Linked DNA regions of Mus musculus: region 2 is linked to region 1. A link is a loop called in an ENCODE intact Hi-C map of the cell type or tissue named here. Cell type or tissue: heart. All regions are shown on one strand. Each heading gives the region's core, and the rest is flanking DNA. Links, peaks and the distances in the headings are about the cores only.

The links. A loop is a pair of places that touch in the nucleus more often than their neighbours do. Peaks named below come from ENCODE experiments on the same cell type or tissue, not always from the same donor. Only the 100,000 strongest peaks of a DNase experiment are listed, where the experiment ranks them.
Region 2: a loop joins it to region 1, with 2.0 times the contacts of the local background. A loop is called at or near these places in 1 of 42 quality-filtered maps.

Annotation. Positions count from the first base shown.
Region 1 is chr2:135,654,619-135,667,016 of GRCm38, forward strand. It overlaps Plcb4 (phospholipase C, beta 4), which reads left to right and starts at 4,929. Exons shown (of 39, transcript NM_001355153.1): 1 at 4,929-5,112. In heart, for the core only: CTCF peaks have their summits at 5,256 and 9,333 (motif pointing right); DNase peaks (open chromatin) are centred at 4,023, 4,873 and 5,123; H3K4me3 peaks cover 2,363 bases; H3K27ac peaks cover 2,531 bases.
Region 2 is chr2:135,381,272-135,393,669 of GRCm38, forward strand. It overlaps Plcb1 (phospholipase C, beta 1), which reads left to right. Exons shown (of 32, transcript NM_001145830.1): 28 at 4,823-4,899; 29 at 5,002-5,091; 30 at 5,865-5,922; 31 at 6,527-6,613. Among named protein-coding and RNA genes, the nearest start is that of Gm31993, 150 kb to the right of the region's middle. In heart, for the core only: a CTCF peak has its summit at 6,905 (motif pointing right); no DNase peak of the experiment used is centred there.

The sequences.
Region 1 (12,398 bases), core at 2,248-10,247:
CACCTTCACAGTTTATTAAGTCTCCATCAGTGTCATCATGTCCTAAGCTTGGCTCACAGAAAAAATATTCAACAAATCATTTGGAATGTAATTAAACTGTCATTTCTACTTTGTCTTTTGTTATAATCTCTATTTAAACTCAATCAACAATTGATATAACAGAAAGTTAGGGCTTATTTTTAACACAAATCTAACCCTTGAACTTAGTTAGGGTCTTACTGCTGTGAATAGACATCATGAACAAGCCAGCTCTTATTTATAAAAGATGACTGGGGCTGGGTTACAGGTTCAGAGGTTCAGTCCCCTAAAATCAAGGTGGGAGGACAGTAGCATCATAGTCAGGCATGGTGCTGAGAGTTCTACATCTTCATCTGAAGGCTACTATCAGAAGACTGCTGGCTCCTCAGGCAGCTAGGAGGAGGGACTCAAAGCCAACTGTGACACACTTCCTCCAACAAGGCCATACCTCCTAAAAGTGCCATTCCTTGGGCCAAGAATATTCAAACCACTATAACCATTTTCATTACAACTGTTTACTTTGGTTCTCAGTGTCTTTAAATTGTTTAAGTTCTCTCGCACAAAGTGGCACAAGGTTCGGGAGGGAGACCCTGGGGCCAAGACAGCTCATGTCAGGCCTGTCTCTTAGCTGCTCCCTTTTCTAAGATGTATGTTTCTAATTAAGGCAAACTGGACAAATGGGGCAGTGGTGACCTCTTCATTTCCAAAGGACAATGTGTAAAGAGCTAAGTAGAAACCTTGATTAATGGGCCACTTTAAACTGGGATAATATCCGCATTGCCCTTTCTCTAGAGAGGATGCAACGTGGTCTTTTGCAGTCCAGGGTGTTAATCTGAAGCTCCTTAATGTTGCTGTCCCCCTGTCATATTTCACAAGAACAACCTTAGAGTTTGTAAACATTCAAGTGATTATACTGTTTGTATAATAGATGCTTCCAACTTTCCTGTGCCTAATGCTGATTTGTGTAACAGCACATTGCTAGGGAATTATGGCTGATTTCTAAAACAGAGGGGTATTCAGGGGTCCATAGTCCAGGGAAAGCCTTCACGAGTGGCTGAAGACATCCCTTACCCTCAACCATTTGCCTTCCTTCTTGCCAACCTGAGACTCTGGGAGGTGCTGCTTTTCTCCATTGTCTCTGTGTTCCCAGCAGACGTTGTGGAACTTCCTTTCAGAAGGCATGGTCAGTAGTGTGGCCTTGCTAACATGAACTCCAGACTTGGGATGCCATGAAACATAGGGGAAAAAATGTACACTCGAGGGATAGAGTGGAGAATGGGGCTTCAGGAGCCTCCTCAATATCTCCTCAGCAGAGAACTAGCAGTTAGACCTGCCCCAGAGACTGTCAGTGGTCTCCTTCCATAGTAAACCGAGATAGGATCTCAATGGCCATAGGTTAAAGGCAAAGCCATTTATCCCCTTTCTTCTCCCTTCCTTCTAACAGTTCTGGGGAACCATGCCCAGATGGGCAAGGGGCAGCAGGCAGTGGACAGGATAGTATTTAAGTCAAATCCTGTGCCACCAACTTCTACTTTAAGGAATCAAGGGGCCTATCTGAACCCCTGCTGGTGAAAAGGAGAAACCTGAAAGTAAGGGGAGGATTTCCCTTGGTCTGAGTTCAAGTGCTGTGCAAGGTATCAGAACTGCCCTAGTATGGACAACTGCTTATTACAGGCTCCCTCTTTGTGTTCTTGTTCCTATAGGCATTATCTTTATTCTTTTTCCTTAAAAAAAATGTACTTTCGATTAAAACAGAATTACACCATCAGCACCTCCTTTCTCCTTCCAGGAAGAAAGGGCTCTCTGAGGAACCCTTCCTTTCCTACAGACATTTTCAGTGTGAATCTCTCTAAAACCAACCATCCATCCATCCATTCATCCATCCATCCACCCATCCATCCATCAGTCAATCTGGTCATAACCTTGCTTGACAACTTCCAATGGGCTCACAGGGTACTTACTTATAAGCTTTATGTTCAAAGTCCTTTCTGTGTTCTTAGAGGATGTGACTCCCAACTGCCCCAGAATTCTCAATTCTCCTCACTTTACGCCTCGGTGAGACACCCTGGTTCCTTCCTGTTTCTGGAACAGGTCAAACAAATTCTCACCCTAGCTTCCTGCTGTTCCCTGCTGTGGACAGGCTTCTTCCCAGACATTCACCTTTCCCTGTTCATCCAGGTTCTATTCAAATGTTAAATCCTGAGGGCGGACATCTCAGTCCCAGTCCAAACTAGCAGTCTTCCCTGCCTATTTCCGGAAGTTCTTTTTCATTTCCTTTGCCCATTTTAACGTGTCACTGGCTGTCTCTTATGATAGTATATAACTTCATCCAGGAAACGACTTTGTCTTATGTTTACCTGAGAGTCTTGGGCAAAGAGTAGTGAGTGTGTCTGGCACAGAAAAGCCTTTGAAAAGTGTCTAAGAAGCCATTAAGGAGTGGGAAAAGGAGCCGCCATGAAATCATATTTCATTTAGGATTCAGAAAGCTCCACTGTTCATGTAACATTGAGTGGTAACAGGCTCAGTGTTAGTGTGAGCACCTGATGGAACACAAGACTACCGTGAGCTTTTTTTCCCCCCCATACGTAAAATGAAATGTTTAATCTATAAAACTCGGAGTGAACTCTACGGTAGAAGTCTAGATTTACAGAAGTTTGTTTATGTGTTGGACCTCTTTGAAATGGCCATTCTGTTTTTCATAAACTACTATAAAAAGCGCAGTGTATGAAGTACTATCTTAAGTTGGGACTGGCGTTTCTTGCTGCTGGAGTTAGCAGCTTGCTGTATGAAACCCATGCAGAAGCATCTTGTGTGTGTGGCTGCAGCGAAGAACTGCTCGGCTGATACCAGTCCCAGGAGCGCATCCAGAGAAAGGTGAGCACTCAGTAATTGTTTCAGGCTATGGTGTGTTGGTGGTTTTGTTAGCCATCAAAGACCAACTAATTAACTATATTTGAGTATATTATGTACTAAGTTCTACTGCTAAGAACTGTCAGTCACATAAGTGATAGCTTCTAGCTCCCCTTTCTGGGGATAATATTTGAGGCACATAAGACATACAAGAGAAGGCCTGAAGGACTGGTTTGAGTTTAGCTATACTATTTATTGGCTGCTCAACCTGGGGCAAATTCCTTACCCTTTCTGAGCCACAGCTTTCTCACATGCAGGGAAAGCAGGCCTAAAATACTACCCCAAGCCCTCAGCTTACAAGCAGCAATATCAGAATGAGTTGTTAGAGATGGAGAACATATGATTTTACTTCTGTCTTGTCTAATGAAAATCTGCATTTTAAAAAGCCTTTCAGGCAGTTCATGTGCCCGGTTTGCGGCACTCTCAAAAGCAGTCTTAACACACTGGCATGAAGACCCTGACCAGTGCAGTATCAGCTTTCTCTGGCATCTTTATTCTCTTTTTAACCTTGGTGGAAAAGCTGATCTGGCTTAGTGAATGTTTCTGTAGGTTTTGTCACAGACAGGCAGGCAGACACTGCAGAAAAACCTTTTTCAAGGCTAACTTAAATCTGAAGCTTTGTGTTTGGCTAGAGAGTGGTCAGTAGCTCTCAGTCCATCTCCCTTAAATTGGTAAATTATTTTTTTCTTTCTCGTTTTGAGACAGGGTTCAGGTTGGTCTTGAACCGACTGTATAGTTTAGGCTGCTCTGTAAACTAACTGGGATTACAGGCATGTACCATCACACATCACACTAGTTGATCAACTTTTGGTGGTTATTTTCTTTCTATCCATGCTGAAACGGCCAGAATGAACGAAGGGTGCGACACTTTGGGGTTTTCAACTGCTGTATCCACGGTGCCTGGACTGTTCCTTTGTGCCTACACTTCTGCCCTCTTCTCCATTTTTTTTTTAAGCTAACCTCTAAACCGACCCCTTTCCTCTTGACCCGCCAGCCCAGTTCAGGCAGCTGAGCATGCCCAGTTCAGCCGCCAGCATGGGCCCCAGTCCCCAGTGCGCAGGTGCCACGTCTCCGGGTTTTGGTGGCCGCCGCCAGGCAGGAGAGGGAGGAAGCCGAGTGGCCTCGGTAGGAGGAAGCCCTCGGGGAGTTCCGGAGCGGCTCCAGTGTAGGGTCTCCACAAAGGGTGACGCTGGATGCACATGGCCAGGCCGCCTCAGCAGGACTTCGGGCACCCGGGTGTCGGTTCAAAGGACAAGGAGAGCTGGCCACAGCGATCCCCAGCATCCCTGGAACCGAAGTCTGGGGGGGGGGGGTGGAGTGGGGTGCACGTCTCAGGATCACTTGGGGGAAGACTTTGGAAATCACTTTCTGGCTCAGTGTGAGCCCGTTGTAGTACTTCCTCCGGCAGATTGTTTTTCGGGCTGAATGAATAAAATCCCTGTCTCACAGTGCCTGCTGCAGTGTACAAGCTCTCCGTGTTTGTTCAATGTAACATAGACGAAAGCGCAGTTCCCGCTCCCCGCTCCCGGTTCTGGCTGGCTCGCACCCCCTCCTCCCGGGCCGGGCACCCGCTGAGTCCGTGGCCAGCGGCGCGTGGTGTCCCGCTGCTGGCTCAGCTCAGTCCCCACGGGCGCGCGCCCAGACCCTGCACCGGGAAGGCGGCGGCGGCGACCCCGGGACAGCCAACCCCCACCCCGGCCGGCCCGCGCGGCCCCGGTCCACCCCCAGCCCCGCCGGGCGCCGCACTGGGCATGCTCCGTAGCCCGGCAGGTTGGGGCTGCGAGGCGACGGCTTGGGCTCCAGAGGCAGCGTCGCGGCCGGGAGTAGGGGCGGCGGGCCCGGGGCCGCACGGGGCCCGGCTCGGCGGGAGCGGCGGGCGGGCGGCGCCCTGGGCAGCGGGCGGCCGAGGTGAGCGCAGCGGGGAGGCGCTGGCCGGTGGGGGGCGGAGGCGGCGGAGGGCGGGGCGGCGCCGGAGGGGCTCGGCGGCCGCGGCGGCGGGGAGGGGGTGGCGGCGCGCGAGCGGCTCAGGAGCCGCGCCGCAAACAGGCTCTCACACGCGCGCACACACACACACACACACACACACACACACACAGACACTCACACGCGCGCGCGCGAACACAGCGGGGCTCCCGGAGGCGGCGGTGGCCGCATCCCCGGCAGCGACTCGCCTGGAAGTGACAGGTAGGAGAAGGCGCTTTGGGTCCCGCCCGGGGATGCTCCCGCCGCTCCCAGCCCGCCGGGCTACTCGGCTTCCCGCGGGTGCGTCCCGGACGCGCGCGCGCGCCCCCGGTTGCCCTGCCGGGGACCCGGTGCAGGTGCGGGGTGCGAGGCGTCCTGCGCGGGAGGCAGGGGACCCCGCCGCCACCCGCCTCTCCGGCAATCATCTGCTACTGGGTTTCCTCTGCCTACCCGGACGTTCACCCTCTTCTGCGCTAGAAATAGCTCGGCTCGACGTGTATATGATTATTTTGGTTGGAAATAGTTGGCACTGTGCAACGCATGTAAATGTGTGTGCGTGTGCATCTTCAGCGTCTTCTGGGGACAGCTTACGAATGATAGACCGTTTCCAGTTGACACTGACAGGCTAAGCGCTCCTTCAGGACAGTATCTGGGCCTCCTAAAAGCATGTAAAAGAACATTGCTTTATTTTCAGAAGTTTAAAGTTGTTTTTTCTTAGTCAATTAGAAATTGTCTATATTGTACAATTTTTGAGTTTAGACTCAGTAAACTACTGAATCTAAGTGTGAAAACACAGAATTTTCCAATTGAACAACTCTAGAGTTATAAAGCCAGCATTTCTAGAAAGGCAAATGTCTTATATTCCACAAATATGCATGCATTTGAGATATGACTTTAAAAAAATAACCCTAAACTTCTATAGTGCTTCTTCCTATTTCTCTAAAGCAAGGGGCTTGAGATTTAATTTGGGGCAAAACATTCATGGACAGTCGCCATCTTTTGAAGTAGAAGTGGGATGCATAGTGGTCCATAAATTTAAATTATCCATTGGTGGAGATAATGTGTTGAATAAACATGGCTAGCAGTAAAGTCCATGCACAGGCAGGTGTATAATGCTTTGAAAAAAATTGAATTTCTCTTTTAAGGAAAAATCAGACCATAAAATAAAGATGACCAGGAAGAGCAACCAGTGACTTTTTACCTGGGTGGACTCCCAGGATCTCAGAAAGTGAAGAACTACTCTTTAGGGTAGGAAGATGTGTGTGTGTGTGTGTGTGTGTGTGTAAAATTTCAACTTAATCCTTTTAGTATTTTTAAGACTGATGTTTTTAAAGATGTGTTTGAACTGAGAACCGAATATTTTGAACCCTTCAAACTTTAATATCCTAAGTTGCAGAGTGATACAGAGGATGAGAAATTCCTCTCACTAGGATTTTGTGGTGTAATCCCTGACTGACTGTGTTATGTAATCTCGAATTTTTCCCCCACAGAACAGTCTTGCATAGTTTTCAACTGGTGTATTGATCTATTATATCATCTATTTTTTTTTTTTACACTGTAGACATTTAATACATGACTGGTGTCTTGGGGAGAACCTCGTGTAAGAAAAAATTACTTTTAAAATGGAATTTCACTTTCTGAGCGTTTTTATGTTGGTGAAACTGGTTTGACAGAAGGAGTGCATCTTCACATGTAACAGTGTGCTGCAGAGGGCTGAGTGTTGGCCTCCCAAGTGTGCTCTGCTCCCCTGCCCCCTCCCCGCTTTTATTACTCAGCCATCAGAACTTAGTTTTGATTTAGCTTTGATGATATCACTACCAGCTCTGAATTAATCGCTGTGGAAATGCTGTTTTACAAGTAACTGTCAAAACAGAATTTCAAAAGACTCCATTTGATCACAGAGAGCACATTTACATCTGTTGGAATAATTCTACTTTTACTTTACAAATGCACACCCACGCAGGAGGGCTTTGTGCTGAAATATTCTCTTTTCCGAGCTTTATATTTGTATCTTTTAAAATGTGAATGATGTTAAAACTTACATGCCTCGGAATCCAGGCTTCGTGCTTACTTTCATAGCTGATAGGGAAATATGGGAATTAAAAAAAAAAAAGAAAGGAAAAACCCTTAAAGCTTTCAAAAGAGCTTTTTAAGAAGTGGAGTTTAAAGGTTTGTATCACCCTTGAAACCTTTCATCCCATCCCCAATAGAGACCAATGGGTGCTGGTGCTGCTAATATATTTGTTTATCCTCTTTCCAAGAATCTAGCTGCTTGTAAATCAATTTATACTGCTGATTTTGTACAACATGGTACATCATTGGCAGCCCTAGTGAACGTGCTATTTTCTTAGGCTACTACTAATTTGTTTTCGATTTTGGTTCACTGGGAATTGAATGACTAAATGATTGCCTTGCGTTCCTGCCTACCTGCCCTTCATATGAAATCGGGTTTATACACGATTGTGATGTTGTATGTGAACCCATCACAGTGGCATGTTATGTTGTGACAGGCTGGGATATAAGCTTCTGGGAACAGTGTCTTGTTTGTCACCCCCAGTTTTTTAGGTGCAGCAGGCAAAACCCAAATGCCAGAATTGATGAATTGGTGGATTTTTATAAAGTTAATAATTAGCTGCCACTTTTTTTTTTTTAAATTTTAAAGTCTTCAGTTGCAAACAAATTACATATATTTGGACCAGAGCAGTTAGGTAATAGTGCTATAGAAAGGAATAGTTTTTGTAATTTTCACACTTTCAACAAATGCCTTGTTAGTGAACTCAGCTACTTTGGGGAAATATTACTTGATAATGAAAATTGTGAGGCACACTAGGACTCGTTTCGTGTCATTTGTGACCAGTTCCACTGCTTGCTTACTATCAGGGATGACACATGCTTTGAAAACCAGATCTTGGTGAGTTCCATAAAAGCAAGATGCGCTGCTTCTGATACTTAGAATGAGGTCAAGAATCCTGAGGATATTTGCTGATCACTGTTGGTAGTGCACAGCCAGACTGCAGTTTGTAAACAGTTACTTTTCACTTCCTAAGTGAAGGAGTCTGTGGAGGAGATGTAATCACCTTGTGAGAAATAAGGACATCCCCTAGGCTGACAGGCACCTGGTTTTACTGCTCAAGTTCAAATGTTAGCCTTGTTTGCAAGGATACTGTTTAACTCTCAGGGCAGTCCATGTCACTGTTTCCCATGTCCAGGTCCGTCAGACCCAAGGCATAGAACAACCTTGCTTCTATCCCTTCGTATTTATTTTTCTGTGTAATAGTTTTTTCTTTGATAAAGCCCCACCCTTTAAAGAAGAACTGCTTCTTCAAGCTGTAATATTGTTTTCCAGTTCTACCTTGAGTGTTCATGCCTCTAGTTCTTTACAGCCAACAAAGAGTGGGTTGCCTGCGGTGTGGGGAGACTGGAGGTGGACTACTAATACAGTAGCGAGTAGATGGCTGAGAATCCTGCGTTGTCCATATAGTTCAGCCTGCTTTCAAAAAGTTGTCCCTGAGTGATCTTTATTTGCGAAACCCATTTCACGTGAGTGGGAACCTCACTTTCTGAGAGCCTGGCTGGGTTCTCCTCCCTTTGGATGTTGTCATTCTGGGGAAGATGTAACCAGAGTTCCTAGTGGGAGGGAGGAATGCCCTCCCTTTCAAATCTTAGCCAGGACATCATTTTGTTCAGTAGAATGAATGGCCAGTTTTAGAAAAAAAAATTCCTGGTATGAACTGGACCCTTTCTCTCCTTTACTTTATGGAAGCAAAACAGGTGGACAGGATGGTAGGTCAGAAGAGGAGTTTCCTCTGAAGACCTCTCACAACTACTATCCATAAAACCTGCAGTGAGAATATGATACACCGTGTGAGCACAGAACAGTCTCTTTTCCCCTTTTCTGGGAGTCTCCCTCACGGTTCTCACATGATCTCTTGGGGAAGTCCAACTCTAGCTACCGAGAGGCAAATCATTAGTTTAGTACCCAGCACCCTTGTAAAGCCTTCTTTTCCTCCTAAACAATTAAAGGATATTATTTGGCATGAATGAACTAAAGTAGCCATTTCCATAGAGGCAGGAAGAACGGGTAACTCAGATTCAACTCAAGTGGCCGATCCAGAGAGAACACAGAACACTCATTCATGTTAGACAGCTCTTTTTCCCACCTAGATCAGAGGCCTTCACCTCAGTAGATCCATATCACCGAGGTCTGAACATAGTCCACGAATATTGTTGGTAGGTCCTTAATTTTTATCCATATCCAAGTGACAATTCCAGCGTGAACTAGAACCATTCATTGTTAGCCTTTGCTGTTCAGTGGGTTGAAAAGATGTGCATTTCAAATGAATTCACTTTGTTTTGTTTGTTATTTTTTTTAGATTTATTTGCTTTAATTTTATGTGTATGGGTATTTTGCCTGCATGTATGTCTTAGTATCATGTATGTGCAGTGTCCTAAGAGGCCAGAAGAGGGCATTGTTTTCTCTAGAGCTGGAGTGACAGAAGGTTGTTAGCCACCACGTGGGTACTGGGAACCCAATCCTGGCCCTTTTGGAAGAACAACAAGTGCTCTTCTCTGCTGCACCACCTCTCCAGCTCAGTGTGAGTTCATTTTAAAACTTGTTATTTTGATAAATATGATTCATTTCTGTGGTACTTATAAGTATTATTTAATTTCACACATTTGAAATATACTTAGAAGAGTCTAGAGTGTTTACCAGACTGCAAAACTGGAACCCAACCCCTACAATGTGAAGAACATTGGCCTGAGACATGGTCACTCTCAGAGTTGGTGGGTGGATAGGTAGGGACTCGTGCTTTGGGTTTTCCTTCAGGAGTAGACATTGAGAGCTTAAAGTGCTGGAATCAGCCATCCCTGAGTTTCTATCCTGACAGTGTCCTCTGTTGGCCCTGTAGTCCCAGGCATCCACTCAGAGCCTTGGTTGACTCTCTCATTAATACCCTCCTCCCCAAGCCCTTGGTTAAGGATGGTGCTGGATGATGGTGATTGGTGCTGGGAACAGCATTTCTGTTGCTGTGACAACCACTCTGCCCCTTCTCCTACTGATACTACCAGGATCACTACCCACAATCTCACTTTGCTCCATCAGGGTAGAGGGCATTGGTTTGTTTGTTGGAGCCATGTAGAAGCAGCTCATTTAAAACATGTAAGACATACTCGGAGTTCCATCTGGCAGTCAGGGAATGTTCCAGTGACCCCCACAGGCTACCTCCTGATGGCGGATCTTCCTCTGGACTCATCTCATCCTGTGACTGCATTTGGGTAGAGGAATACAACATTGCTCAGCTCTAGTAGCCTTAAAATTCCATGAGTGTGGGATTTTGAACTGTAATGCAGGAGCCAGATGCCATCCCCAGGGCCTCTGTGTCCTCCAGAACGGCTTAAAAAGAGACCATATTAAGCAATTTAGCTTTAGGAGGATGGAAACATGCATGAGAAGTGTTTGGGGACCACTGATGTTTAGGGGCACATGGTGCCTCCTTTGCTCCCATGGGCATTAGTGGGAGCATTCAACTCTTCTCTCATAGTCTCAATAACAACCTTAGTAAAGGGGAAACCAAACCAAACCAAAACCCCCAATCCAGATATTTGTCCAGAACTTGAAACATGCCACTCCACTTCATTTCATCTTTCTAGACACTTTTTTTTTTTTTTTTGCAGAGGTGGGGTGGGTGGGCTATGGAGTTGTAACAGTCTCTTAGGTTTACATTGTTGGAGAACTTATATTTGGGAGGCTAATCATGTGATGGGTTTAGAGTTGGGATTGAAATCTAAGTAGATTGACACTGTAACCTTTTTTTTTGTTTGTTTAGTTTTTCGGTCTAGCTGTGTAGCACATGCTGGCTCCAAACTTCACATCCTCCTGTTTTAGGTTCTCAAAGGCTGGGATTATAGGGAAGCACCATGTTAGCCCAGAACTCCAACTTTTAAATCACGGTTCCATGTTACCTGTAGTCATGTTACCTGTAGTTGGTATAGTGCATGCTGCAGAAGTCTCTCTCTCTCTCTCTCTCTCTCTCTCTCTCTCTCTCTCTCTCTCTCTCTCTCTCCCCACAAAACATGGCGAGGCAGTTATTTTAAGTGGCACGGCTAAGATGTAACAGATCTGGCAACTGCTGTGAAGATGGAATCGGAACAGCAAGTTGAGGATGAAGCCGTTTCCTAGTCTCGGTCTAGGGGTGTTTGTTGATACAGTTGCATGGTCTGGAAGGGTGAAGCAGGGGATTAATTGACGATAACATGGGCCGAGGACTAAGAGTGAAAATCTGGTATCATCTTTTCTTTGGCTTTCGGAGAGATCATAAGGGCGAGGGCCTGGAAGGACCGAGAAGTAAGTGTATTATGTGAAATTGCCAAATAATCAATAAAAACATTAAGGTCAAAAGGAAAAGTAAGGCCAGCTGGCAGAGTTCAATGGCTTCAGTGAGATTGCTGTGACCTCTGGTTGAGGAGCCAGGTAAACCACATACACAGGTGCTGTTGAACAGGTGTCAGGGACCTTAGGCATGGTGGCCTGTGTGTGTCCCTTTCCAGGAGGAGCTGCCAGAGGAGTCTGCCACTGCATGCACATTTTATGGTGAAGCGAGGAATCTGAGTATCTGGAACGTGAAAGTCCCTCATTTGAAAGTGCTTGGCTGGCGTTGGAGAGCTGGTTCAGGGTACTGGCTGGTTTTGTGTTTTCTCAGAGGACCCAGGTTCTAAGGTCCTAGGAGCTTAAGGACCAGGACCAGGTCCTAAGTCCTGGTGACTTAGGACCATCTGTAAGTTCAGTCTCAGGGGATGATGCTGTCTCTGGTCCCTGTGAGGACCAGGTACATACATAGTACACAGCTATGCATGTAGACAGAAACTCATACACATAAAATAGGTAAGTTAAGTAAACTAGGAAGTGCTGGGAAGTTGGGCTGAGGAGACTGCCCAGCTGGTACAACGTTTTCCACATAGAAATGAAGACCTGAGACAGAGCCCAAGGGCTATGTAACAAAGCTGGGAATACTGGGGTTACTCCAGAGAATTCCCGAGCCAGGGAGGTAGAGACAGGCAGATCCTGGGGCTTGCTAGACAGCCAGCATGGAGCAGTCAGTCATCCCCAGGCTAGTGAGAGACCCTGTCTCAAAAAAAACCAAAGCTCAAGGATGTTGCAACTGAGGAATGACACGGGAAGTTGACCTCTGGCCTCCACTTGCATGCACACAATCCATGTTATTGCCAAACTGGACACATTTGTGGCAGGAATTCAGCCTGAGAGTTCCCACGTCGGTCCTTTTGTCAAGTGTAAGTTCTCAGATGCACTGTGCCCTAGAAAATGCCATTAGTTTTATTTCCTTTTTCAGACTTTATAATTGTCTTTTAAAAGGGGAGGTTTTAAAATTCGTGATATAGTCTCCTTTATTTTAAATGAGCACAGAGTTCTGAATATCTGGCTTTTTTTTCCTCACCCCATTTTCTTTTTTTTGTTTTTTGTTTTTTGTTTTTTCTAGACAGGGTTTCTC
Region 2 (12,398 bases), core at 3,026-11,025, 270 kb before region 1:
CCAACTTCAGTGGTCCAGACTCCCCAGAGTAAACATCTACTTTGTCTTTAAACTCTCAGTGTTGTGTTTGCTCTTTGCATCACTACGTAACTGAGAAGTTGAGCAGTTCTTAGTAAAAAATCACTAGAGGGACTTTGACAATCATCAGGAACTAATGGGAGCAACAAAGGAGGGGGAACTGTGTGGGAGCCTATTTAACACTGGGTTAACACTGGTCATCTACCTCCTAAAGTCATCCTGCTCAGAAAAGACTGCAAACTTCTATCCACACATCTTTTATCCTCTTTGACTTAGCAACTGGGAATTGTACTCATCTGTGGAAAAAAAATTTCCTTCTTCCAGTGACTAAGCCAATAGAAATTTAGTTCACAGTTAAAAACAAGCATGAAATTCTAGTCTCTGGGGCTTTAGGTTTTTTTTTTTGTTTTTTTTTTAATGTGTTTGGTTTGTTTTTGGTTTTTGATTTTTTAAAATTGTTTGGACATTTATCTAGGGGATTGCCATAAATAGTAAACGAAGTAAAAAAGATGTGTCTGTTAGAGGAAAACTAAATTATAACAGTTAAAATTAAACATTTTATGTAGAATTCCAGATTACCATATGGACTCTTGGTTCATTTCCTAGGAACTCTATATCTCTGTTCCCTTGTTACTTTGTTTGTCCCTGGAGAAGCTTGGAGATCACACTTAACTCCAAAAGCTAATCTCCTCTTCTCTTAGGTTTGTTAAAAGTGTTTCCATCACTACAAAAAAACCACTCTTCTAGATCCTGTGTTTATATCTCATAGAGTGAAAACTTTGAACCAAAACCCAAGTTGCTTCACCTTATTGAGGGAACAATAGAGACATTTTTAGTTTTGGGTTTTTTTTTTCATTTGGCTGGTTGGTTGGTTGGTTGGTTGGCTGTTTTTTTTGGTTTGGTTTGGTTTGCTTTGTTTTGGTTTGGTTTGGTTTTGTGTTTTGGTTTAGAGTTTTTTTGTTTTTGTTTGTTTATTTTTTGTTTTCTTTTGTTTTGTAAAGTTTCTTTAGATTACAAGAGTTAGAAACTTACACTGGACTAACTTGAACAATAGTATACACTAGGAAAAAAATAAACAGGATAAAATCATTATTCTTAAAAAAAAATTTGTGGAAATGTAAAGAAGAAAATTAACAGAGATGGATCCAGAAACAGCTTACTCAGGAAGCCTATCCAGAGACTTCTTGTAGCCCTCATGTAATTATTACCACTGTTCCCCCTTTTGCTCCCCTCTAATTTTAGTGTTATCCTTATTCGAATGGGGACAAGACAGGGTTTTCATTTCTTTCTTTATTGACCTGTAGGTGAGTCTTAGAGAAGAACGTTACTAGGTTTATGATTGGCCAGCCTTGTTACCTTAGAGAAGTCACACATGGCCAGAAGGCAAGCTATGATTAGAATATGATTTCCTGGATCAATGACTTTGGCCAAAGAATGGGGGGGTGAAGATTACAACAGTTTCCATGGGAACCAAACGTGAACCAGAAACCAGAGCAAGCTCTTCCCAGAGAAACAGTGCTATGTGGGAAAGCCCAGATGGGCCCATGCCTTCTCTTGGTGAGGTAGGAAAGAGACCCACTGTGTATGCATATATATCATCTACTTAACAGACACTACTAACAGATTGTGTTGGTTCTTATCCTGCTACCTAGATACAAACAGATACAAGCATCTTAATTATACAGATTTCAGATAAGAGTTGCTGAGGTACAATGGCACAATTCAAGGGAGCCTACAATCACAGAAGTAATTTTTTTTGTCCTATGTCCTGTTCACATAGGACTGTCACTGAAAGGATGGAATAGTGTGAAGGGAAAGTGTACACACAGGTGTATGCACACAGTTCTGGAAGCAAACTATTGCCTTGTTTATTACAATATGATGAATGCCAATGTTAAAAGAGAATCTGCAAATTGAAATATATCTGGGGATAGGGCCAGCTAAGTCTTGGAGACATATAAGAAGGGAAAAATCTCTGGGCTGCAGTAGAAAAGCTGACATGAGGCTGCAGACAGGGAAGAAATGCTTGCAAGATAGACTGCAGCTTGTAGGTATGTGCACCAGGGTTCCTGTTACCAGAAAGCTGTGCTGTGTAGAAAAATTTACAGATGTCTGTGATTCAGTGGATGATGAAACTACCCAAGAAGGTAGGGGAAAGCCTTGCACATTCTTGAGTTGAATAAAGATGCCTGATCAAAGGAAAAGTCCTGTCTCTGGGAACAGAGGAAGTCTCTGCTCACTTATGTAGATGCTGAGGTAGGGAAGTGAGGAGCATCCACAGTTAGGCTTACTAGGCAAAGACAAGAGGGACTGGTTCTGGGAGGAGAGAGAAAGACGAGGTTTTTGCACAGAGGGAGTTTATCCCATAAGACCAGGCATTTCTGAGAAAAATAGGGATTTTTTTTCCGATCCCTCCAGAAGTAGAAAAGACATGAAGAGAAGTAAAGAAACTTAATTTAGTGGGGAAAAGCAAACCAGCCAAATGAAGGACCTACAATATGGTATATGGTCTGTCAGGAATCGTGTGTGTGCTTCCCAAGCTGTCTAAACCACTCTGGTTACAGAGATGAGGGCACTCCATTGGGAGTAGTGAAGAGAATACAAAGTTCCAAAGATTCTGAGACATAGACCACACAAACTGAAATGGCTTCTTTAATGGTGTCAGCATGTTCCTCAATAATCCAGACAGGGTTCTTCAAATTCCAAGGCGCACATTTTGTCCTAGGAATCTTGATTCTAGGATTACAGATTCTGAATTCTTGGTCTAGGAGAAGGCCTGAGAGTTCTCGTTTCTAATGTGTGTCCTTATCACGCTGAGGCTGTTCATCAGAGGACACATGAGTAACAGGATCAAAGTACCCAGGGGACCACGTAAGGATCCACATTCCCGGACAAGGTTATGGAAATACTCATTTACCAGTTCATAGGTCTGGGAACACGGCCTTGTGATCTTTGTCCTTAAGAAGTCTCCCCAAGTGAATCTAATAGCGCAAAGTGGGGAATCTCTGAATAATTTCTGTGATGCATGTGGGATAAATGAAACAGGGGACAGGTCCTCTGGGGGGGTGGAAGGAATGCAGAGGTGAGGTGATAGCCTGGGTCAATGTAAAAGCCTTCTGTGAGTCCTTGGGGACAGGGACAACAGCATTGTTGGAAAGTTTGATTCCTGGCACTGCTCACAGTGTGATTTCCTCAACTACGGCAGCTGTGCTGAGGCCATCTCTCCTGAATGATGGCACGGGCATTCTGTGGCCCATGCTCTCCTTGATAGCTATTTCCATCCAGATGCGGGGACTTTCCTGTTTATCATAAGTGAACATGGATCTCTCTAAGCCTCTGACACCAACACTGGGGTTACACACAGAAATGACCATGCCTGCTTTTTACGTGGGTGCTGGAGATGAGAACCCAGGTCATGATGCTATCGAAGCAAGGGCTCTACCTCTGGAGCCATCTCCCCAGCCCCTTGAAGGGATTTGAAAATAACTTCAAAAACACAGGGAAGAGCAGCAGCAGCAGACAGAGGTGAAGAGCCCAGATTTTAGAGCCTGCCTGAGTTTATTTGTCAGCATTTAGAATGTTTTAGCTATTATAAAGAGTATGAGGATGGTTTACAGTACACAGGAGTGTATGCGAACATTATGGCAAGCGCTATACCATTTAGCATAAGGCATTCATGGATTTGGGTGCACAATAGGGGTCCTAGAACTAATCTTCCTTGGATCTTGAGGGATGGCTGCCTTGTTACTATGAGAGATATTACTTATATTAGACTAGTTAGCTCATCTTGTTCTGTACATTTGGAGGAAGAAATTCGACACTTTGAAAATAGTAGTGAAGTCTCTCAAGGAAAGCTCAGGCCATATGTTTTATGTTCCAGTGGAAGGGCTGAGGTCTGTTGCTCCAGCCACCTGAGGTTCCACAGACTTTCAGTGTGGAATAGAGAGTGAGGGTTGATCAGCATGAAAGTTTACTCTCAAGTAGTTGACATTCATTAGGCGTGTACTGAATGTGGGAACCATAGGAGTGCTGATGATCCAAAGATACAGTAGCTGCTGTCGTGAGTCTTGATCCAAGAAGAAAATATGCATCACATGATACGGTTATTACATTCTCAGCACCCAGGTTTTAAGAGCAGCAGAGGAAAGCATTCCTGATGCTCTCTGTGTCAACTGAAGCTACCTCACCAGGACATTACATCATTTTCTGAGATGGGTAACTGATGTTAATCTCAAACCAAGTCAACAACAGCGGCAAAAACATACCCAGAAACACAGAATTCTGCACGGCTGACTCTAATTTACTTATTTTATTTAAGCTTCACACTACCTACTAGAGGAAAAGGTAGCCACAGTATGACTTATAATCAAGAAAATACTGGTTCAGAAAAGGTAGATCTTAGCTCAATTCATACCTTCAAAGCTTATTGCCACTAATCTATATCCCCAGCCCCCAAATACTTTTATTGCGTTACAGAGTAGAGGTAAGAACCCAGGTCCACACTCTTAGCTGTGTTTGTACTGACTGAGCCAAGCTTCAGGAACTAGAATGACAGTCATTCAATTAGAAGAGAAAATCAGAGGGATTTCATCTTTAAAAAAACAAAAACAAAAACAGATCATGTGATACCTTAAAAATCATGCCCTCGTTGCTAAAAAGTCAGGTTTTTGTGATTCTAACAACAGCTCAGCCCCACTGCAGGTTGTCTTAAGTACACTTGCTGGTGTTTGGGGTGGGAAGGGCAGGGGCAGGAGCCTGTGCCTGTGATCACAGAAAACATCAAACTGGCATTTTCTTCCCCCAGCTTATTCAGAAGTTGACAGATGTTGCAGAAGAGTGTCAGAACAATCAGTTAAAGAAGCTGAAGGAAATCTGCGAGAAGTAAGCCTCCATCCCTTCACATTCAGCCTGAATATACATGAATGCTTCAAGGGCTGCTTGCTATTCAATTGGTCTGATTTTTTTCCCCCATTGTAAATTCAGAGAGAAGAAGGAATTAAAGAAGAAAATGGATAAGAAGAGGCAAGAGAAGATAACAGAAGCCAAGTCCAAAGACAAAAGCCAGATGGAAGAGTGAGTGGAAAGTAGTCCTCCCTAACTGGAAGGAGGAGCAGGTGCTCCCTGTGAGAGGACCAGTGAGAGAAGCAGTGTCTTAACCAATGGCCCCTTCATAAAGTCTCTCCTTGAATTACTCTTTTATATGACTCTTGCCTTAGTCCCTGTTCTCTTCCTGTGCAGAGACACCATGACCGAAGCAACTCAGAGAAAAGGAAGAATGTCACTGTGGGTTTACTTATGGTTTCATAGGGTTAGTCTATTATCACCAAGGTGGGAGCATGAGGTGCTCAAGTTGCTGGCACAGTAGCTGAAAGCTATATCCTGATTAAGGGGTGGGGCAAACATGGGCTTCTGAAACCTCAAAGCCTACCCCAGTGACAACCTTCCTCCAATGAGACCACACTTCCTAATCCTAAGTTCCACTCCCTGGTTACTAAGCATTCAAACTTATGAACTCTAGCTGGCCACTCTCATTCAAACCACCGCAGTCTCCTTTATGGCTTTTTCAGTGAGCTCTCAAACAGTGGCACTCTGGGCCTTTGAGAAAGAAAGTAAAGTGAGCTCTTTGGGGAAATGACTAGATATTCTCTTAGACAACCTTGGGAGCATCTAATAAAAACAGGGCCTGTGCTTGGGGAGACACACGGTCATTGTTACCCCGAAACACACACACACACACACACACAGGCTTGACCTTTCTTTCAACAGCTATACAAAGACAGTAAAAGCGTAGGCATCTAGAGTTCCAGGTGGATTGGTATAATGATCTGTGGCTTATTTCCATTTAGGGAGAAGACAGAGATGATCCGATCGTACATCCAGGAGGTGGTTCAGTACATCAAGAGGGTATGTCTGCTCCCACACACACACACACACCTTTGCAAATGCCACACAAACAGTAGCCAACCTCACTGTGAACTTCTAGGAGGAGAGTGTTGCCTCCTAGTACCTAGTCGCCACCAGCATCCAGCTGTTTTGTGATACTCTATAAGGGCGCACTTATTCTGGCTGTTGCCAACCATATTATAAAAAAGCTAAATAAAACGTCTATAAAAATCTGTAGGGCAGAATCACTACCTAAGTCGGGGACTCCCCCCTAAAAAATGACACAAAAGATGGTTCCCAAAAAATCCCTTCACCGTTAAGATTATGTCCACATCCAGATTAGCCCTTAAGCTTCTTTAAATTTGTGTTATAGAAATTTTCAAAGATTCTCAAAAATGTATATCCACCAGTCACCACCCCACCCTGTACTGTGTTCCCATCGCTAGATTCAAAGGCCAATTTTGGCCCAGAATGTTCAATAATTGCTAACATAGATCTGAAAAACCTTTGGGTTTGTTGTTGTTGTTGTTTGATTTTGTTTCTTGTAACATGCATGAAAGTTGTATGTTGTTGTTATTGTTTTATTTTCATAAGTGACTCTTTTCTTTTGGTAACTTTCTTACAGTTAGAGGAAGCACAAAGTAAAAGACAAGAAAAACTCGTGGAGAAACACAATGAGATCCGCCAGCAGATCCTCGATGAGAAGCCCAAGGTAAGAGCTGAGAAATTCAGGATGTCTAGACACAGTTGGCTCATTTGTCTTCCATTCAGTAAAAGTAAAATCCCCTGGGCTTTATAAGTACCTCGCGCAACATCTCCAGTCTCCCCTTGAGTGCAAAACTCACCATTTAGGGTGAAAGTAAAAATACAGCAATATTCTGCAAGTACTGACCACCAACAGTGTCTGCGGAAAGATGAGCGCGTACGGTGCCCTCGCCACACAGTTGGTTCGGATACATGGCTTGGGCAAGGGCATTTTTATTTGAATCAACCACCTTCATCTTGTAATGCTGTAATACCAGAATGTGCCCAGCAGAGGACACTCTTCACCAAGATCACCCTGATCTTGACCCAACAAAGTCTTCCATAAAAACAACCGGGGTGGGGGTGGGGGTGGGGGTGGGGTGGGGTGGGGTGGTGTCCGTGGCGGAGAGAGAAAGAAAAAAGAAAAAAAGAAAAGCAAATCTCTTTGCCTTCATAGCAACAACTAATCAGTACTGTCCTTTAAAATTATATTACAGCTCGGAGTGTAGCTCAGTGGTACTAAGAGTTGTCTGCATGTACAAGGTCCCGAGTCCAATCCAAAACAACAAATCAAAGTAGGTTGGACTTGTGGCTTGTTGAAATCAGTTGTCTATGGACACTGTGTTGAAAACCCTATCTGTAAATCAAATACTCGCAGGTTGGCCAAAAGCATGTCAGTTCTAGGACATTCTAGCCATTTTGATTCATTGCTGAATATTTTTCTTTCTCTTAAAACAAAATGGGCTCTCTAGGACTCCCTGCCATTTTCACTATAGTTGAAAAATACAGATTCTCAAAAGTACTACCATTTGGCCCGATTGTTTATTGAGTCTGCAATACTCCAATGCTAGGTTTATTTATTTGTATGTAACGTTCCTGGGTTGGCTTCAGAGAGAGTCCTTGTGGCTTGCTCTAGGTATATTTTCACGGTTATTTATGTTCTTTAGCCTTTATGCTTGCAATATATGAGCCACTTAATATTTGTGATTCCTAAAGATTTCAGGCTTAGCAGGAATCGATGGTTATTTTGTATATTGTTAATTCTTAAGTTTCTCCTTTACATATACAATTCAGATCTTCTTAGCCAGCTTCTTGGTCCACTAGTGCTAATATAATGGGATGCATTTTAGTAGAACTTTAGAAATTGCCACACAATCTCCCTTTCCTTGAATTGAGTTGCCCACAGTCACTCATGACCTAAAAATATTATGTATAGAATTCACAGAGTCAGCAATCCATGAAGTCCTAAAATGTACAACTTTCTAAGCAGCTGATGAACCCTGGAAGCAATATGTTAGCCATTCTGGCCCTGTGTACAGCATGGCCACCCAGTGGTCCTCTCTGTCATAGGGTTTGTGACTCCTTTAACGTAGTAATGGCTCCAAACCACAAGAGTGGTGACATTAAGGAGTCTTGAACCTGAGAACACTCAAGGGCAGATTAGCTTTGGCTTTTTGTGGCTTAAAGGCGTATTAGGGGAGGGGCACTGTATTTTTCAGAATCAATCTCATTTAAGTACTCAACTATTTTAAATTTGACTCTGATTAGACTAAAATTTAAGAAAAATATTAAGTAGTCAGAAATATATATATTCAGACCCATACAGTTTCGAGTTTTGCATCTGGAGTTGAGTTTGTCACCACTTTGTATTCTGGTGTAATAAAATTTATTTATGGTGAATCTCATAGCCAGTTTTAAACCTCTACAAACCCTTATTTACAACTAATACTTTCAGTTTTGCTTTGCTTTTTGATTATGTGTGTTCAACATTGTAAATATTTTAGCCATAGACAAAATGCAATACACATATTTTAAAGTTACACAATTTACTTTAAGTAATTCATAGATATCATATGTACGTTTATTCACACATGTGTGGGTGCACATGTGTGTATGATGTGGAGGTCAGTGGATAATTCCTTAGGTGGTGGCCACATTTATTGTTTGAGGTAGGGACTCACATGAGCCTGAAACTTTCCAAGTGAATAGGCTCCCTGGCTAGGGACCCAGGATCCTCTTGTCTTTCCCTCTGCAGAGCTGGGATTATCAGAGTGTGGCAGCATACATATGTGTGTACATTGTGAAGATTGAACTCATGTCCTCATGTTTGCAAGGCAAGAATTTTACTAACTGAGCTCCCTATCCCGTGTGTGTGTATGTGTGTGTGTGCGCGCGCACGCACACGTATGTGTTTGTGCATGCATGTACATGCATGTAAACTCAGGTTCCTTCACCCTCAGCGTCCCCATGCTAGGAGTATAGACATATACTACCACATATGTGACTGTTCTATGTCATCATAAATAAAATCAAATTAAGTTAGTTCCTTTTGAAGCACCTTAGAACTTCTTCACTCTATACAACCAAACATTAAACTGGCTAATAACTTTTGGCAATTTATCTGCCAGAGTACAGTTTTACAGAAAATCAATTTCAACCCGCTGGGCATGCTTGAATACATATATAATCCCATTAACTTGGGAAATGAAGGCTGGAAAACTGAGAGCTCATGGTTCATCTAGCTTATATAGCGAGGCCACATTTCTAGCAAACTAAATAAATAATTGTCTTAAATAGTGCCAACTTAACAAATGACATTATTACTGTTTGAGTCATGTCATAATTCTAGGGGTGGGAGGACGGTTCCAGGCATACAGTAGATGCTGTATTAGTTGTTTTTCTGTTGTGATAAAACACCATGACCAAAGGCAACTCATAGAAAGGTTTATTTTGGTTTACCATTGCGAAGAGAGAGAAATGTGGGAGAGAGTATGTAATGGCAAGGGAGACAGTTGAGCAGGAAACTGGGTGAGTATATCTCTACCCACAGGCAGGAAGCAGGGAGAAAACAGAAAGTGGGGTGAAGCTATACACCCTGAAAGATCACCTGCAGTGATGTACCTCCACCCGTAATGCTCCATGTCCTAAAAGTTCCATAATCCACCTAAACAGTGTTACCTGCTGGGATGAAGTGTTCACATCCATGCACATAGAGGAGACATTTCTCATTCAAACCACATCAAGTGGGCAGCCAGTTCTGAGGATGGGTGGCCATTTCTAGGGATAGCTCACCACTTCTAGAGATGGGTGTTCAGTTTCGGAGTTGGGTAGCTAGTTTAGTGACTCAACAATATTATTGAGAATCTGAATTTTTAGAATTTCATTGTTGTTGCTTATTGTCCTCAAGCTTTAAAGTCAGTGAGACATGGCTGCCAAGCCCCACTGCATTATCTTCTATCTGGTACCATTCAAAACCAGAATGGAAAAAAATCCCCACTTTATTCCCTTCATAGGAGTGATGGAAACCTTCCAGAATGGCCAGCCACCACCCCACATCCACAAAATAGATTTGTCTGCTGTGGTGCTATAATGGAGCCACATTCTAGTTCCTAAACAAATCCCAAGAAAGAAAGCATAATATTCATGACTGGCTTAGAGTGCCTAAGACTCATTCACAGAGGTGGGAGGAAGTCAGCTTCTTGGGTTTACAGTCACCAGAAACGTAAACAAAATTGATGCTTTCTCATTGAATAAAGAGTGAATAAATAGTAATTGGGGGTAGTGAGCAGTTTATACTACAACTGTATATTTAACAGCTTTTATTCTTTCTTTCTTGTGTCCTTAGAAAGGATCTAAAGTGTTCCTCAGAGTTCTAAGTCATTCTCTTGTCTTTATTTCTTAGTCTACCTAAGTACTGTGATAAATTTGCTCCTTCGTCTGTGATGCTGTTCTTATGGCCATCTTGTTGTAAGCGGATTTGAAGGAAGCCCTTGAAAACTGTTTGTTTGGTGTCAGCCTAAATCATTTGCTGACGTGTGTTCTTTGGAGCTTAAGGGTGTGTTTTCAGAGCTATTGCTTTGATAATAAAATTAGAAAGCACACGTGAAGAAGCCAGCCATGGTAGCTCACATCTATAATCCCAGCATTTGGCAGGAGGAAGCAGGAGGATCAGGAGTTTCATAGGTCATCCTTGGCTACTTATCAGGCGTAAAGCCGTTTATATAAGACCCTGTCTCCAACAAAACAAAACATATCACATGTGGTAATATTGTAAGATATTTAGCAAATGAAAAAACATTGTTAACAAAAGCTTTCTGCCACTGTGACACAATATCAGAAACAATTAACTTAAAAAGAGAAAAGGTTAGTTTTGGCTCTTAAGCTCATATGTGTTAGCCTGCTTTGTTTGGCCCTATTGCATTGGCCCTTTCGTAGCACACCAGGTCACAGAGATAGCACACGGTGTTCATGCTTGGCAGCCAGAAATCAGAAACAGGAAGAACAGACCAGAGTCCAGTTTTATTCAAGGTCAACTTCTCACTAAGCTCATTTCTTCCCACTGGATGCACTCAAAAATAAATAAATAAATTGAGACAAGGTTATTATGCAGCTTACACCACCTTAACGGTGGTTCTTCTGCCTCCACCTCCTCCTTTCTGATTAAAGGTATGTAAGGTGCCATGCCTAGCAAGGCCTCACTACTTAAAGGTTTCTTGAATTCCTTATACCACTTGTGCCGTAGACCAAGCGTTTATTCGTGGACCTCTGGGGGATGCTTCAGGTCTAGACCTGTAAGTAGCAGCGGAGGGAAATGGCAAGATCAAGTGTGGGATACGAAGATAGACACTGAAACACTGGAGAGCAAGTATAGATTAGGAAAGGCTAGGATGATGGAGTAGACCTCAGTGTGCCTCTGACTGTGGATATAGACCAGAAAAAGACTAGCACTGCATTTGAAATCATCTCTCTTCAATATGGTACTGGAAGGGCCTTGGAGCTTGACATTAGATATGACCAAAATTAATCAGGGCAGCAACAAATATAAAGAGGAAAATCTCAGGGAAACAAAATCCATCTACAGTAGCTATGAAACAGGTTCACCAAGAATGATAGATGGCAAGGCAGACTGGTTCTATGACATCTAGAATTTATGAACTATCCTGAATTTTTGACAAACAACTGGAGCTGACTATATAGCTGTCATACTTCATAGGAAAAAATTCCCAAATGTCATAGTTAGCTCTGGAATACAGCATTCCTTTTCTCAAAGGGGTGGGGGGGGCAGGAAAAAATTCTAAGTAGAACCTGATGATGCACAATCATTTGCTTATAGCAAAAAAATTCCACTATATAGCATCCCTCCTCTTTTTTCAGTGCAATTCAGCATATTATTGAATATAATAATTCACCCGCCTTCATCTGCTTCATTCTGTGCAATAGGCACACGCTGGCATCCACACTCATGGTCCTAACAAGGAGGAAGTTCTTTTTAGAACACTCTTACTCTAGACTTATCTGCATGCCTTTCTTCCTTGTAGATAAACAAATTCTTATCTGTTAAAAGTAAAAGGAGATTTTAAAAATTTAACATAGAACCTTCATAGGACCAAGAGCCTCTCCTCCCATTGATGACTGCCTAGACCATCCTCTGGAAGCAGGAGTGGGTGGGTTGGTGAGCAGGGGGAGAGGGAGAAGATAGGGAGTTTTTGGAGGGGAAACCAGGAAAGGGGATAACATTTGAAATGTAAATAAAGAAAATATCAAATTAAAAAAAAAAGAAAAAAAAGTTTAACGTAAGAAAGAAATTCGAACCACCAGTTGGTGAAAGCCACAGTACTTCAGTGGCAATACATTTTACTGGCCCAATAGGGAACAAGGTGCCTTAAATGGTTCATATAAAATAGAGCTTTGTGGGGCCTTCACTCAGCAGCAAACTCAGGTTCCAGATGAAGCCCCGAGTCCCCCTTGTTCTT